Regions from separate parts of the Homo sapiens genome. Here region 1 is linked to region 2. A link is a contact called in ENCODE Hi-C or POLR2A ChIA-PET data. All regions are on one chromosome and are shown on one strand. The core of a region is the stretch at or near the end of the contact, and the rest is flanking DNA. Distances in the headings are between cores, read along the strand shown. Region 1 overlaps LNX1 (ligand of numb-protein X 1). Region 2 holds the start of FIP1L1 (factor interacting with PAPOLA and CPSF1).

Evidence for each region. A loop is a pair of places that touch in the nucleus more often than their neighbours do. ChIA-PET counts read pairs that join two places held with the same protein, here RNA polymerase II (POLR2A). Pooled maps may share reads with other maps.
Region 1: a loop to region 2 is called in a map of mammary epithelial cell, with 5 times the contacts of the local background. The contact joins the enhancer-like site here to the promoter of FIP1L1 in region 2. A Hi-C loop is called at or near these places in 3 of 168 maps with a recorded cell type or tissue (Caco-2, chondrocyte and mammary epithelial cell) and 1 of 50 pooled maps. POLR2A ChIA-PET finds 5 or more read pairs at or near these places in 3 of 52 experiments (Caco-2, MCF 10A and RWPE1).

The regions. Positions count from the first base shown.
Region 1 is chr4:53,475,333-53,478,284 of GRCh38, reverse strand. LNX1 (ligand of numb-protein X 1) reads left to right here. Exons shown (of 11, transcript NM_001126328.3): 9 at 1,304-1,532. Among named protein-coding and RNA genes, the nearest start is that of LNX1-AS1, 23 kb to the left of the region's middle. Within about 2 kb of position 1,669, at least 3 of the 41 ENCODE cell types and tissues checked have a DNase peak (open chromatin) inside an H3K27ac peak, as active enhancers do; they include mammary epithelial cell, where a contact is called at or near this core.
Region 2 is chr4:53,376,279-53,378,978 of GRCh38, reverse strand. It overlaps FIP1L1 (factor interacting with PAPOLA and CPSF1), which reads right to left and starts at 1,338. Exons shown (of 18, transcript NM_030917.4): 1 at 1,056-1,338. The coding sequence starts at 1,140. LOC105377654 (a long non-coding RNA gene) reads left to right here and starts at 1,239. Exons shown (of 3, transcript XR_007058118.1): 1 at 1,239-1,320. RefSeq lists a silencer at 761-850 and enhancers at 523-1,071, 1,011-1,130, 1,181-1,270, 1,072-1,620.

The sequences.
Region 1 (2,952 bases), core at 420-2,919, 99 kb before region 2:
AATGGCATAATGTAGTTCCATTCATTCTAAGTGGTTCTTTAGTGGGTTGATCCGGTGGTGGAATTCATGAAATAATTCATGAATTATTCAATTATATGGGTTAGATAGAAAAAGTCATTTGATAGATTTGATTCAATGAATACTCATTAAGTGAAAGTATCATGCTGGATACTTTCCCAGAGTGAAAATTATTTCACTACTTTAAGCTCATGTATTCTGGGCTACTTTGAGTAAATAAAGGAAGATGATATCAAATTTGCCTCTACAAATATGTATCCTTAATAATATTGTCAATTCATTCAAGAGGGTAGGTAGCTCAGATGGGTGAGGAATTATGCCATTTAAAAGTCCAGGTTCAAGAGATAAACTGTGAAGTTTCCCAAGTACAGCTGCTGAGCCTGAGGAGCCACAGGGGGATGGTATCTTAAGAGATTTAGTCAGCTGTCTGAAAGATGCTTCTTTCGGGTCAGAAAGGACTCAAGGCCTTTCTCTTTTTTCTCCTCCTGTCTTTTTGCTCTTGCTGTGGTTATTCTGTATAAGAAAGTTAAGCAAAAGGGGACAGAAAAAAACAGGATGAAGATAAAAAAATAGAAAATGGAAATAGGGGAGATGTATATTTTAATTTCTCTTTTCTGCAAAACATCTGGGTGGAAAATGATGAGGCCAAACAAAGTGGCTTGTTAACAAATGACTTGTTAACAGAACATAAGCTAGAGGATTATATGATCTATATGGAAATGATCCTGCACATAGTAGGCGCTTAACCAATAGTAGCTATTTTCACCTTAGCAATGAAAATGTTTTTCTTTCTGCTTCTTTAAGAGTGCAGCTCCAAGACTCCTCTGCCAGACACTCTCATGGGTAGTTTCTTTTCATTCAATCCATATTTACTGGAGGCCTACTACATGCCTGGCTCCGTGCAAATGCTGGAGCTTTTGCCAAATCCTCCTACTTTATGCTAAAAACAAGAAACAAAAGAGTGAAAAAGTAGGTTTTCTTTGATTAAATAGTGAACAAGACTAATTTTCCTCTCTCACTCCCTTCCTTCCTTCCTTCAGCGGTATTCTTGTGTAAAACACCGATAGCTGTGCTTTAGAAAACCCCAAACAAGTCTTAACAGCACCTTGGAATGCACACACTGTTTACCATTTGCTATGTGAGCACCCAGCCTCCCGTCAACAAAGAAAACCTTTGCCCTCTCTGCATCCCTGCAATCCCAGTCAGCCCCTATCCCCTTGCACTTTAAGCAGAAGTCCCTGTTTGTGCTCTCACTAAAGATAGCTTCTGCTTCTCTGGCCATCAGGTGACATTTTGTTGAATGTGGATGGGGTCGAACTGACAGAGGTCAGCCGGAGTGAGGCAGTGGCATTATTGAAAAGAACATCATCCTCGATAGTACTCAAAGCTTTGGAAGTCAAAGAGTATGAGCCCCAGGAAGACTGCAGCAGCCCAGCAGCCCTGGACTCCAACCACAACATGGCCCCACCCAGTGACTGGTCCCCATCCTGGGTCATGTGGCTGGAATTACCACGGTAAGTCCAAACACAACATCCCTGTAGGGGCGTGGGAGAAAACGATTACATTTCTTAAACCACTCTTTCACTCTCTAGGGCTGATTCATGGCACTAGCATCTTAATTAGACCCAGTCTTGGTTGTGGGACTGTGAAATAATTCTCTCTTCCCATTTGTAACTGAAAATGCATGCGGACATTCTAGGGCAAAGACAAAAGCCTGGATGTGGAAATACTGTTTGGCGTTCAGGTTGAGGAGCTCACAGGACTGCCATGTACAGCTGTGTAGGTTGTTCATGCAGCAGAGAGCTCCACAGACAGGCAGAGGGGGCAGAGACCCAGCCTGTGTTTACACCCCTTGGAGCTGAGTTGCACTGCCTAGGAGAAGGTTCACCTTCGCCTAATCTGCTAGTGGCAGCCCTGGGATCTTGCAGGGAGGCTGACTGCCTTCTGTGGCTTTATTTTATTTTATTTTTATATAGAGTCTTGCTCTGTCACCCAGGCTAGAGTGCAGTGGTGCAATCTCGGCTCACTGCAACCTTGGCCTCCTGGGTTCAAATGATTCTCCTACCTCAGCCTCCCCAAGTAGCTGGGATTACAGGCACACACCACCACGCCCAGCTCATTTTTGTATTTCTAGTAGAGACGGGGATTCACCATGTTGCCCAGGCTGGTCTCAAACTCCTGACTTCAATCAATCTGCCTGCCTCGGCCTGGCAAAGTGCTGGGATTACAGGTGTGAGCCACCATGTCCAGCCAGTTTTATCTTTTGAGTGGCCTTGGCTGCACATAAAACAATGCCCCAGAGCACTTCGCCTTTGCTAAGATGTTTAAGCACCTTTTGTTTGGAGACATTTCTTAGATCATCTCTCCTTAGGGCCTGCTCCTGAGGAGTTCTTGTGTAAAACTTCAGGAAGTAGCTGGGTTGTCATTTTAGTGACATTTTAGAGCCTTACAGTGACGTAATTACTTGTCTCACTTAATTACTTCAGGGAAGAATTTGGGGTCAGCCCTACAAAATGGCCAGTACAGAACTATTCAAAGAACAGACAAGTTGGTGTTTGCTCACCTGCATGAGAGCATAAACTGTTGGCCTTCAGATGATTATCTTGCTGTTCCAATGTGTGAATAATGCTAAATATTAGCATCACTGAAGATATACTAGCATAGGACTAAATATGGAAAAATGAAAGTGAGACGTTTAGTTTTAGTACGTTTTTCTTGAGGGTGGAGATAAGTCTCTCTCTCTTTTTACATTTCAAATGAGTTTTTTAAGAAAAACAAAACCCTGCCTCAAATACAAAATTAACTAGATTCCTTTTTGAGCCTTCACTAGTTGATAAATTATTTTCTAAATCAGTACATTTTCAAAAGTCCTTAAACAGTTAAAATCTGAGCGTTGAGTCAGTTTAAAACCCTTTAGACATTTTAGAACTGAGC
Region 2 (2,700 bases), core at 89-2,588:
AGCTTAAATTTAAGAGGTAATGAAGATTTCCAGATCTTTGTAAAAGAAATCCTACACATTCACATTTCAAAGAGTAGTAACTAATGCTAAATCTTGCCACCAAACGATTTTTTTTTACAAGTTTATCAAAGTCACATCATCAAGGACCTGCATGGTGCCCAAAGTGCACTTTTACTATTCTATTCTAAAGACAATCAAGAATATATGTTTTAGGCAAGGAACAAACATTAACTTTCAAATCTGGTGTTAACAAGCAAGAAGGGATTGTGACTTAAAGTTAAAAACCAGATGTCAAACAAGTACCCTTCTAGAGAGAAGTACATGATGCATTAAATTTATTTTGAGAAAAACAAATACATGAGATGACACTGAAAACTATAAGCCGAAGGGTCATGAGATACCTCCATGATGTAGGTTAAACGGTAGTCTCTTAAAAAAGAATAACTTCACCTTAATACAGGAGACATTCAGAGTTTTCTTTATGGGCCATCTTTCTCTCTCTCTCTCTTAATTAATTATTTTTAAAGCACGACTTTCAGACAAGGAGGTACCCTTGCAGGTGCATTCCATACAAACTGACCATCAAGAAACAAGACGTTAGTTGTACAGCATTAACTTTATTTAGCTATTATTACAGAATGACTGTTTCTGAAAGAAGGGACAGGAAGGGCACCCTAAGGCCACAGGGCAAAAACAGACACCAAAAACCACCACCTCAGAATCGACAGAAAAAAACAAGGGTAAAGAGCGCAGCAGCTAGGCGATCGAGACGCCTCGGGGAAAGCACAGCGAAGCCGGGGGCCAGGACCGGTCACAGCCCCCCAGCCCGGCCCGGCCGCCACAGGGGTGGATGCGCATGGTGGGCGTGGGCCAGGCGGGAGACCGCCGCGGGGACTGGGGGCACGCGCACGCCGCGCTCGGCCTAAGTCAGGCCGGACAGGACTCCCAACCAGAGGCCCGAAGCGGCGGCGCGAGAGGCCAGGGACGCCGGCCGTTTGAGGGCCAAGAGGGGAGGCCTGAGAGAACCCGAGAGACAGAGACAGGAAGTTTCGTACCGCCATAGAGCCACTCTTCCTCCTCATCCCCTCCGGTCCCGCCGCTCAGCTCCGACACTAGGCGCTCGACCTCGCCGGCCGACATGGCCGCCCCGAGCGCAACTTAAACGCGGCGATCAACAGCCCCCTCCAACCCCTTCCCCAGCCTCGCAGCCCCGAGGCGCGAGAAGGGCGCGAACCCGCCGACGAACGAACGAAGAAAGCTCGAGACTCCAATCCCAGGAAGGCGACGGCAGCGGCGGCAAAGATGAAGCCTCCAGCGCAGGTCCGTCTGCGCATGCGCAGGAGACCCAAGCGGCGCGGCGCGTATAGGTGGCTTCGCTTCCGCGGCGGCCACCTGGGCCTGGTTGCGCCTGCGCGCTGAGGTGGGCCCCGCCCCTCTAGGATCCCGGTTTGCTATTTTGCGTGGCTTCCTCCCGTGGCGTCCTGAGTCGGCCAGGGTTCCCCGCCCCCACCCTTCTTTTTAATAACCCGTATTGCCATTGCTGGCGAGTACACCATTGTTCCCTTCTACTCTTCGTGCTCTTTCTTCTCAACTTTTTATTTGTTTTTTAATCTTCAGAAAGGCCTTCTTTTATTCTTTAATCAGCCTTGATACAGAATCATTACCTGTCACTCCCTTTCCTCACTGAATAGAGAAGAAATCACAATCAGTACTATTTCTCAAAAAATTAATTTTCACAGCCAACAAAAGCAAAACTAATAGATGAAGAATGCACTCTCCTTGTTAAAAACCATAAATTACTGTCAAGGTCAAAGACCGCCTCATTCCCCTACCCTTCTCTCCGGAGGTAGCCCTTGCTACAGATGCATATCCTGTTTGGAGTTCATCATTCCGAAATTTCCTATACACTTACTTCATGTGTTGTGCTGTTTTGGTGGGAGAACCTGAGATTGACAAGTCTTAAATAGTACAGTACAGTATAGTATCATCCTTCGACTTCCTTTTTTTTCTTTTTTTTTAGCATCCGTGTCTTGGAGCTCTTTTTCATTTTAGTATGAATCAAACTATATCTATTTTAAGTGCTTCATAAAATTGCATAGTATGGCTATCACAGAGTGAATATGGCTATTTCTCCATTGATGTACACCCAGATTGCTTTTGACTTTACACTTTTAACTACAACAAAAAATGACAATGAAGATCCACACGGCTCCTTGCAGATTTGTCTGTTTCTCAAAGATAGATCATAAAGTATGTACAGTTTTTATTTTAATAGGTAAACCAAATGTTCAGGCCGCTTCTGAAAGCACATCTTCCAGTGAAAAGATGACATACCATGGTTCAAACTGGAGCTCTAGGTTTGTCTAGGTTTTTTGTTTGTTTGTTTATTTATTTGAGGCGGAGTCTCACTCTGTTGCCCAGCTGGAGTACAGTGGTGCGATCTCTGCTCACTGCAACCTCCACCTCCTGGGCTCAAGCGATTCTTCTGCCTCAGCCTCCCAAGTAGCTGGGATTACAGGCACGCACCACCATGCCCAGCCAATTTTTGTATTTATAGTAGAGAGGGGGTTTCACCATTTTGGCCAGGCTGGTTTTGAACTCCTGACCTCAGGTGATCTGCCCACCTTGGTGTCCCAAAGTGCTGGGCTTACAGGCATGAGCCACCACGCCCGGCCTGTTTTTTTGTTTTGTTTTGTTTTG